2 separate regions of the Mus musculus genome follow, and region 1 is linked to region 2. A link is a loop called in an ENCODE intact Hi-C map of the cell type or tissue named here. Cell type or tissue: left cerebral cortex. All regions are shown on one strand.

The links. Peaks named below come from ENCODE experiments on the same cell type or tissue, not always from the same donor. Only the 100,000 strongest peaks of a DNase experiment are listed, where the experiment ranks them.
Region 1: it touches region 2 in a loop (2.5-fold over the local background); 9 of 42 quality-filtered maps call a loop at or near these places.

The regions. Positions count from the first base shown.
Region 1 is chr7:30,230,266-30,235,265 of GRCm38, forward strand. It overlaps Tbcb (tubulin folding cofactor B), which reads right to left and starts at 1,932. Exons shown (of 6, transcript NM_025548.4): 1 at 1,315-1,932; 2 at 861-1,004. The coding sequence starts at 1,428. It overlaps Polr2i (polymerase (RNA) II (DNA directed) polypeptide I), which reads left to right and starts at 1,809. Exons shown (of 6, transcript NM_027259.1): 1 at 1,809-2,139; 2 at 2,217-2,271; 3 at 2,485-2,558; 4 at 2,642-2,716; 5 at 2,802-2,853; 6 at 3,020-3,122. The coding sequence starts at 2,081. The coding sequence ends at 3,082. Ovol3 (ovo like zinc finger 3) reads right to left here. Exons shown (of 4, transcript NM_001289817.1): 2 at 4,957-5,000; 3 at 4,070-4,271; 4 at 3,032-3,382. The coding sequence ends at 3,174. In left cerebral cortex, a CTCF peak has its summit at 2,801 (motif pointing right); DNase peaks (open chromatin) are centred at 1,651, 1,982, 2,736 and 3,425; H3K4me3 peaks cover 2,169 bases; H3K27ac peaks cover 1,682 bases.
Region 2 is chr7:30,287,459-30,292,458 of GRCm38, forward strand. Clip3 (CAP-GLY domain containing linker protein 3) reads left to right here and starts at 4,237. Exons shown (of 14, transcript NM_001360763.1): 1 at 4,237-4,384; 2 at 4,697-4,908. The coding sequence starts at 4,743. Thap8 (THAP domain containing 8) reads left to right here. Exons shown (of 3, transcript NR_144498.1): 3 at 2,075-2,779. It also overlaps the pseudogene Gm50588. In left cerebral cortex, CTCF peaks have their summits at 2,493 (motif pointing left) and 4,446 (motif pointing right); DNase peaks (open chromatin) are centred at 2,422 and 4,224; H3K4me3 peaks cover 1,223 bases; H3K27ac peaks cover 1,642 bases.

The DNA.
Region 1 (5,000 bases), 57 kb before region 2:
GAATTGTTCTCTCTTCCCTTTGCGTGGGTCCAGGGACTAAACTCAAGTTGACAGCCTCCATGACCAGCCTCTGACTTTTTTTTTTTTTTTTTTTTTTGTTGTTGTTGTTGTTGTTTTTCGAGACAGGATTTCTCTGTATAGCCCTGGCTGTCCTGGAACTCACTTTGTAGACCAGGCTGTCCTCGAACTCAGAAATCCGCCTGCCTCTGCCTCCCAAGTGCTGGGATTAAAGGCGTGTGCCACCTTTTTAGTTTTTCATTTTTAACAGAGTCCCACTGCTTCTCTTAGGCTTGCCTCCTAACTCCTCCTGAATGCTGAGATTACAGGTGTGTTGGGCCCACCATAGGCCACGGTGGTGGATGACACCTTCAGTAAAGATTTGGAAAAAGGAATGGACAGAGTTTAGCAGGGAGGGAATGAGTAGGGAAGGTGGGGAGAGGCTGAGGGCAGAATGATGTGAGCTGATACACACAGAGGCCTTCTGTGTTCTTGCTGCTCTCAATCGGGCCAGAACTTGATGGCTCACCTCAGTTCTTTACAGTGTTATACTTTTGTCCTCTCCATGGAACATTCTCTAGATATCAGCTCAAATACCCATTCCTCAAGGAAGCCTCTTCAGATATCCCCAGGTAAAGCCTGGTACCTCTGATGAATTTCCCGTGAGCTCCCTCCCCCTAAGCCAGTTCAGACAACTCTGGTTTGTCACTGTCTACTGAATGTCTGCTTCTGACCAGGCTGAACTGGGGCTTCCATGTGGCTAGAGCCTATACTGGTTATCACACTGGGCAAAACATGGTATTTGTTGAAGAAATAAATTAGTGAATGAATGTGGGGCGGGTCCCGGGAAAGGGTGTCCTCACATGGATGCGACAGCCGTCATCCACAGGATAGGAGCCCAGCAGTGCATCCTCCTGATCCAACTTGCTGTAGAACTTGTCGTCTGCTCCATATAGCTCCAGTTCCATGCAGGAAGCAGGGCTGCCCACCACCAGCTCCAGTTTACACTGCAGTAAAGAGGCAAGATGAGGAGAAAGGCTGTCAGAGGCCTCATCTTCAGACTTTGATCAACAAACAAGTTCCAAAAAGACCCACCTTGGACCAGTTCCTTCTGGACCCGCCCCCTCGGCTCTCTGGAGTGTCTGATTTTTCCCGGGTCCTGCCCCTACTCGGTGGACTCTGTTCTCCGGGGCTCCCAGGCCTGGGAGGCTGGCTGTCAGTCTCTGCAACCTTCCCTCCAGGTTCGCCCACTAGTTTTCAGCCCCCTACTCCCTTTTCTTTGCCCCGCCCCTCCGGACCCCGCCCCCACGGCCACACCTTGAACTCTGCGATGGTGAGGCTACGACTGTATCGCTTCTCCGAACGGAAGCTGTTGAGGGAGCTGCTGATGAAAACCATCACGGTGGGCGCCGATATCCCCGTCACCTCCATCTCGCTGCGCCCCGGAGTGGCCCGCGGTGCGGTTCAGCCGTCTCACACCGGCTCCGCAGTGGCCGCCGCTGCTTCTGGGATATAGGTCCCGCCCCTTGTTCTGGAGCTGACCAATGCAAGTTCTCCACCTAACATGGCCAGCCAATCGCTGCTGTTCTTTCTCCACGGACAGGCGGATTCTCGGGTACGTCCAACCAATCCCGAGAGGCCTTCCGTGCACGGGAAGCAGGAGAGGAGGGCGGGAGGAGGCCGAAGCCGGGAAGAATGGCTGGAGTTGTCCCGGTCCGCCGAGTGTAAGTTCGGCGCATGTGCACTGGCCTTGGGCCAAGAAGAGAGCAGCGGATTCTCTCGTTCACGCTCAGCGCCTTGCGGATGACATCGCGCATCATAGTCCCAGCCCTTGTCCTAGATCCATTCCACTCGGAGTTGGGAAGCAGGTTCCGAAATCGGGAGTGAGTAGCAGAGGGTATCAAAGGATCGACGCAAGCCGTCAGCCAGACATCCATAAAAAAAAAAATAAAAAAAATAAAAAAATAAGGAACCCGCGCATGCGCGCAGCATCGCCCTAGTTTGGTGCAGCTTCGGTGTGCGACCCTTCCCGCGTTCCGTAGCGCGCCCGCGCAAGCGCAGAAGGCTCAGCAGCCCAGTCGCTATGGAACCCGACGGGACGTACGAGCCTGGCTTCGTGGGTATTCGGTTCTGCCAGGAATGGTGAGGCCCGGGCAGTAGGTGTGGGAAGGCAGTGAGGACTGGCTCCAGGGCTGACCTCTGACCTCCCCTCCCCACAGTAATAACATGCTGTACCCCAAGGAGGACAAGGAAAATCGCATTCTGCTGTACGCGGTGAGTACCGGCAACCCTCTCGCCCGCGGGTTCACGCCTTCCCTGCGCGCTCCCTGCTGGCTCCCCCACGCTTTCGCCTCTTGACTACCCCTCAGCACACCCTCTCTCCCATGTTGTCCATGCCCTCCTTGGGAACACCCTGCCTTCCTGTCCAGTCTTGTTGGAGATCTGATCTGTTTGTGACACTCCTCCCACATGCTCTCCCGTCTGCAGTGCCGGAATTGCGATTACCAGCAGGAAGCCGACAACAGCTGCATCTACGTCAACAAAATCACGCACGAAGTGGAGTGAGTGGCGGGACCTCGCTTGGGGCACGGGTCACCTCTTAGGACACCCGGCCTGACCGCTAATTACTTCCCTATGCCTGCAGCGAGCTGACCCAGATCATCGCAGACGTGTCCCAGGACCCCACGTTGCCCCGGACGGAGGACCACCCGTGCCAGAAGTGAGTACGCAGCTGGCATAGGGAAAGAGGAGTGGCTGTGCACAGAGAGGTCTTTCGCGGTTTAGTAACTGAACCATTCCCTCAGGTGTGGCCACAAGGAGGCAGTGTTCTTTCAGTCACACAGTGCCCGAGCTGAGGTGAGTGGCGGCTGGGTGCTTGGGGGGGTAGGGGTGGGGGGGACACGCCAGTTTTGGGTTGATCCTGTTTACTCAAATCAAGATTGGGAAAGTTTCTTTGATCGTTTCTTTTGGTCCTCACACTATCCTCTGGGTCCAGACCCTGACTGAACGTTCTTATTGCTAGGACGCCATGCGCCTGTACTATGTTTGCACTGCCCCACACTGCGGCCACCGCTGGACTGAGTGATCGTTCCTTCTTCCACCTGTAATAAATGCCAGTTTCTACACTAGTGTTTCCCGTGTTTATTTCTCTCGTGGGTAGGGAGCAGCCAGTCTTATCAGGTCGTGCGGTGTAGGGTGCGGTGCTGCGCATAAGCATCCGGCCGAGAGCTGGTGAAGCCACAGTCTTCACACACGTGCAGCTTCTCCCTGCGCTCCCGGTAAGCGTAGCTGGCTGGCTGCCCGTGCACCTTGGCAAGGTGAGCTTCCAGGGAACAGCGCTGGGTGAAAGCTTTCCCACAGGCTCCGCAGCGGAATGGCCGTATTCCTGTTAAGATGAGCAGAGAGGGCGATGGCGGCCTTGGAGCGTAGGCTTCTGGCCTTGCCACTCCCTATCTTTATTCCTAGCTAGGCAGACACTTATGTTTGTGGTCCACTAGCCATCTGCTACTTCTGCTTAAGGCAACAGGAGCCAGGCCATGTGTCTCCTCCATCCCTCAACAGGAAGCGTCTTGTGAGAGAGGGAGGGACTCTTAGCTACTTGCCTGCTCTCAATCTGGAACCTGGAAATATATCATATGGATTTATTGTGAGACAAGGTCTCACAGTGTAGCCCTGGCTGGCCTGGAACTCAGAGATCTGCCTTCCTCTGCCCAGAAGTGCTGGGATTAAAGGCAAGTACCAAAAGCCTGGCTTATTTGGGGTGTCTGTGTACGTGTGTGTTTGCTCACAAACGTATGCATGCACAAATGCTATGGTCCAAGTTTCGGGGTCAGAAAATAATTTGCAGGAATCTTATACCACCTGGATCCTGGGAATTTAACTCAGTTATGAGAGTTGCCAGCAATGGCCTTACCCACTGAGCAATCTGGCTGGAACACTATGTCTCCTTACCTGTGCCCCTATTGTATATCTGATCCCTGGAAACCCCATACCCCATGCGTCTGCCTCTGTCATTCCATCACCATCACTATCTGGCGTCCAGAAGACGCTCTTTGTTCCTGCTGTTGCTTACCAGTGTGAGTCCTCATGTGACGCTTGAGATCGAAGGCATCGTGAAAGCCTTTACCACAATAGTGGCACACGTGGCGCCTCGCTGGGCTGTGGCATTTGAGGTGCCGAGTCAGCATGCGTTGCAGCGGGAAGGCCTTGGGGCAGAGTGGGCAGCCAAGTGTCCCGGGGCCCTTGGGAGCAGAGGTCAGTGTCCCCTGTGAGGACTGCCAGAGGGTGTAAGGGTTAGTATGGCCAGCTGGATCTTGTTCAGTCTTTGCTACTCTGTAGTTGTGTGCCCAGAGTGAAGGGCAGCTGTGAGTAGTGGGGACAGCTGCAACCCTCTCTCCAAACCAAATCCATCAATCTGACCATTATGTCCCTCCATACCCAAGAACACGCTTTGCTAATACAAGCTTTCCTAGTTTTATTCTCTGCCTCTAGCTCCTACCAGGAAGACGCTCTGTGAGGAAATGGATGTCTGTCCCTCCTGCCGTACACTCACTCATACAGAAGTGGCCTCACACACTGAGTTCTGACTAGTATTGTTCTTCCTTTCAAAGTCCGCAGTTAACCTACTCCTGGGAAGTTAAGGAAACAGAGCCCCCACCCCTGACTGTTTATCCAGTGTTCTGACATAAATCACCTTCTACTTAGTTTTTGGAATCCTCTTCGCACCCACTGAACACAGATCCCTGGAGCAGGGCCTTACAGCTGCCCACCTACCTCAGGAATAGGGGTCTTAACTGAGACTGGGTTGAGCTGGGTCCTGGGAAGGGAACGGGATGCCAAGTAAAGAACAATACTCGGGGCTGGAGAGATGTTACAGAGGACCTGGATGGAGTAAGGGCAGCCAGCTTCCTGTGCACGAGTGGAAAGCCATCCCATCTTAGTTGCCAGCTGCAGACTCACCACTGCCCAGGTGTCTCTCAGACCAGAAGATCTGTGTGCTGGTG
Region 2 (5,000 bases):
CTGTAACTTGCTGTGTAGCCCAGGTTAGCCTCAAGCCTGCAATTCTCCTGCTTTTGCCTTCCGCATTCTGGAATTACAGCCGTATGTCACCACACCCCACCTCCTATGGTTTCTTTGTGTAAATATAAGCAAACTGGAATGCACATCCTTATTTCCCTTTGATATTTTAGTATTACTTTTAAAAATGTATGTATGTCCCGTGTGTGCATGTGCCCACAGAGGGCAAAAGAGAACATAGAATCCCCTGGAACCAGAGTTATAGGCAGGTGTGAGCCACCTGATGTGGGTGCTGGGAACTGAACTCCAGTCCTCCGCAAGAGCAGCAAATGCTCCAACCATCCCTACACACACACACACACACACACACACACACACACCAGGCAGAGTTCTGATTGTTGTTTCTTGCATAAAGACAGGATCTCATTATGTAACCCTGTCTGATCTGAAACTTGTTATATGAAACAAGCTGACCTCCAACTCACAAATCTGCTTCCCGCCTGCTGAGGTTAAAGGTGTGCACCACTACCACCTACTAGTTTTCCGTTTCTGGTGTCATTTCTCTTCTATCTGCCATTATTTAATACTTAAAGTTGATCCATTTGAAGAAAAACATTAAAGAAACGTGTGTGGAAAGCCTTGTGAAGATCTTTGTAGATGAGTGCTTGTGTAAATGATCTTGTGCTGGGTAGCAAACTACCTCCATTTCTACTGATAAACATTTACTGCCTCAGAGGTTGTAGCAGCTGCTGCAGGATGAACCTGCCAGGACTCAGTCGTGTGGAAAGCAGGAGGCTGAGCGCACAATCCTCTTGCCTCAGCCTCCTACATGCTGGGATCACAGGAGCGCCACCAAATCCACGCTAACACTACAGAAACCAATACAGTAGCCATTCTTAGAAATATTGGTCTCCCTTTCTCTCAATGTGTGTGTGTGTGTGTTGCTGTGGGCGTGGGCTTAAGACCCCCACCCTAGCTGCCTGGAAGCTTCCAATAAAGCCCTGCAGATGAAGGTGTAGAACTCTCAGCTCCTCCTGCACCATGCCTGCCTGGATGCTGCCATGCTCCCGTGTTGATGATAATGGACTGAACCTCTGACTCTGTATGCCAGCCTCAATTAGATGCTGTTTATGAGTTGCCTTGGTCATGGTGTCTCTGTACAGCAGTAAAATCCTAACTAAGACACCCAGTTTCCTTAATGCTGGGCTTATGTGTTCCGCCATGTCCAGCTGTAGGTGGATGTTTCTTGGATGTGTGTGTGAGTGTGCATGCACATATACACACAGATTATATTGCGGAAGAATCCCTGTTGTATAGATAAGAAGGAAGTGTTTTCCCTTGGCTTCAGACTCTCATATCCTATATATCAAATTTTATAAACTTCTCTCTCAAAGTCATGCACAGGAACAGAATTGGAGGCTGGCAGTGGACAGCCACGATAGAACCCAGCTGGAAGAAGGAGGAATCAAGTTGGGATGAGAGGAGCAGGGGAGATGATTGATAATGGAGCCCCCAAAATAGGATGTGCACATTGGAGAGCCAGCCTGGGTGGGAGGCATGAACCTGGAGCCATGCTCAGGGCCCTTGGGTATGAATATCCTCAGGTCAGGGGATATGGGAAACTGTAGCACGCATCCACCATGTTGCAAGTTCCCCTGAAGGATGGTCCAGGCTGTAGGCCTGTCTGCAGCACATGGGCAGTGAGCACTGGGTGTCCAGCTGCCCCTAGTACTTGAGCAAGTGAGCATTCCACACCCTCCTGCTTCCAATGGCGATGGGGAGTTCACTCCCTGCAGCCTGATGCGGTATCCTCCACCGTCTCCAGGGCATCAACTGACAAGGTAAGGAGGTCCCTGCAGAGACTGATCCCAGCCTTCTCCACTAGGGAATAACCATAGAATCTGGGCTCCAGCCCCCACCCACCAAGGCAAGCCCCTCTTCGATTCTGCCCCTCAGTCTTCCCCTCTAAGGGAGGTCCCTGTAGAAGCTGACCCCAGCCCTTAACACCCAGAGGAATGCCCCTGGGAGCACTGACTGCTCTGATGTTCTAACCCCTCCCTTCCATCCTGTCTTCCAGAACCAAGAACCAGGAACACCAAGAAGCCTGAGGCACTACCCTTTCCTCCTGGACAGGAAGTTTCCCCTGCGCCCCTGGAGCCCAGCCACACAGCCTCTGGCTCAGTATATTTCATGGTGCTGGGACCTCCATCTCTGGGGAGACCCTGAGGCAGCAGCCGCTATTGTCCTTCCTACTTGCTTCCACAGTGCCAGGGCTTGGAGCCCCTGACCAACACCAGGCTACTCATGGGGTGCCGAAACAACGAGTTCACAGGTTCAGAGACACCAAGAGCAGCACCGGGCACAGCTGTGAGCTTTGGAACAGCTGGTGTGGCAGCTGTACTGGGAGAGCCTGCTGGCCTGCGCACACAAGCGTCCATTGTACTGTCTGAGAGCCTCTGGGACTGGCAACCAGGACACTGGCTCCACCTGCAGGGTCTCTGCTTTAAACCAGGGTCCAGTGTTAAAGAGCCTTCTGTATCTGTGGGGGTGTAGGAGTGGCCTTGCAGTAGAGGGCTTGCCTATAAGAGCCACCCCCCACCCCACCCCGAGTTCCATCCAGCACCCGCCAACCAAAATAGGCCTGTAATCCTGTAATCCTACCAAGAGGAAGGCAGGGGCAGGAGAATGACAGCAAGTTCAAGGCTAGCTTAGGCCATTTGCAACCGTGTCACAAATGAGCAGGCCTGCTAACACCTGTTGTGGGGTGACACAGCCTCAAACCATGCCTGCCTTTGAGTTCATGTCTGCTTGAGAAGAAGGTGAACTAGTTAACTAATAAACCAAATCACTCCGAGCCAATCAAGACTGAAGGAGAGGGGCTGACAGCAGTGTGTCTGTGACACGTGGGTGGAGAGGGAGCCTGTCTGGAGGGCACTTGGGCCAGGGTAAGAGCAACTCTGCAGAGCCCCTACCATCTGGGCCATCACAGTGAGGACGGCTGGATTGCCCTAGAGAACACCTAAGGGGGTGGGTACAATTTTTATAAAGAGCAAAGATGTCACTGAAAAGGTACTTATGGGTAAAATACTAAGAGGGAAGGGAGGGAACCATCCAGGTGTCTGTGGGAAGAGTTCCTAGGCAGAAGAGACTGTGAGGATGTGGTACAGATGTAGTGAAGTGAACTAAGTGGATCCTAAGGGAAGGTGAAGATGGAGAGGTGACAGGCAAGGTCATGTAGGGACATGGTGGGCTATGGTGGACCACACTGGAGAGTGTGTGTGTGAGGAGGAAGAGGAGGAAGAGGAAGAGAAAGAAGAGGAAGAGGAGGTGGAGGAGGAAGCGATTGTAATTGGTTCTTGCTATGTTGCCCAGGTTGGCTCTGGATCCAAGGCCTCCGTCTTCAGCCTCCTAAGTGCCAGGGTTGTAGGCCTGTACCATACCTACTAACACTGGCTATTGCTGGGGTTGGTGTCAGGCAAGCAAATGTGTCTGAGTCCAGCAAGGTCCAGAGGCAGAGCTTGTTATTACGGCACCAGTTCAGCCAGGCTGAGGACAGAGAGAATAGAGGAGGCTGAGGCTGGTCCAGGCAGGGAGAGGCAGGATAAAATTCTGGAACTATCTCGAAGAGGAAATTCCCAGTCTGCCCATTAGAAGGAAGAGGTGGAAGGCCGAAGCCACGGTGATTTGTGGTGTAATAGATAAGGCCAGGCAGGTGTGAGGCTGAGGTGGCCCTGAGCTAGAAGTGATACATATTTTTAGAGATGGCACCCAGAGACCGTTGGTCACCTCTCTACACTACCGCAACCACAAAGCTTGGTTCAAGTACCACCATCCTTGAGCAGGTGGCTAACCTTTCTGTCCTGGGTGATGAGGGTAAGAGTGAAGAGAAAAATGTGGCCCTCCCTTTACGTGGGACGTGGGATGAGCATAGAAGGAGTAGGACTGAAGTTTACAAAGGGCTGACACAGTACCAGACTCACCACTGCTAAACACGACCTGGTTTGCTAAGTGGAGGAAAACACCCGTTCCCACCCATGTCTTTTTAGTCCTTCTGTCTACCTCATCCTGTTCCAACTCTATGTTTGTCACATCCTTCCAGGGGACTATCTCCCATTCCTCTGGAGATCCCGAGTGTCTAGCCCCTTCCCGTGGCCTCCAGCGTCTGCCTCAGCGCTCTGTCTCCCAGCTTCTCCTCCCCCGCGTCTTGTCACTGCGCATGCTCCGCCAGCGCCCCTCCTTCTCCATCCCCATCCCCCGCCAGCGTCTGGGCCTCGTCCCCTTCTCTCTGTCTCCCTCTCGTCCCCCATCTCGTCCCCCGACACTGACACCCCGATACTCCTGAACTCTCTTCAGTCCCAGCCTTGCTCTCCAATCGGCGCCATCTGAGGTAAGATGGGAGGCTGGGGAGAAGGGGAGGGGCGAAGCATCCTGCATCCCTAGATAAACAAACCCCGGGAGGGGGCGGCCGAGACCCAGGGGCCTGGCACCCGAAGAGAAGAATGGGAGGCTGGGCCTGAGAGAAGTGGCAGGCATTGGGGCCCATATCCCTGGGCCTTCTAACGAGTAACGGGGATCCCTTTGGTTGCCCAAATCCAGAGCTGGGGACTAGGGGGCCGCCCGTGGCTCTTGAAGGGGCTTGGACCCCCGCGCTGTGGGGAGCCCTCTCATGCTGACCTATATCTTAAGGGTTTGCCTCCAGGCCACCCCCCCAACTTTGCACAGGCCCCCAAGGGCTACAGAGGACCATGACTAAGACGGATCCTGCCCCAATGGCCCCTCCGCCCCGAGGGGAGGAGGAAGAGGAGGAGGAAGAAGACGAACCAGTTCCAGAAGCCCCCAGCCCCACCCAGGAGCGCCGGCAGAAGCCAGTTGTGCACCCCTCAGCACCTGCTCCGCTCCCCAAAGACTACGGTAACCACTGTCCCCACCCTAGAATCTAGTCTGGAGCTTTAGGTGATGGTGGGTGGCTTGGCTGAGCTGTGTTGATGGTGATGATGGGGGCA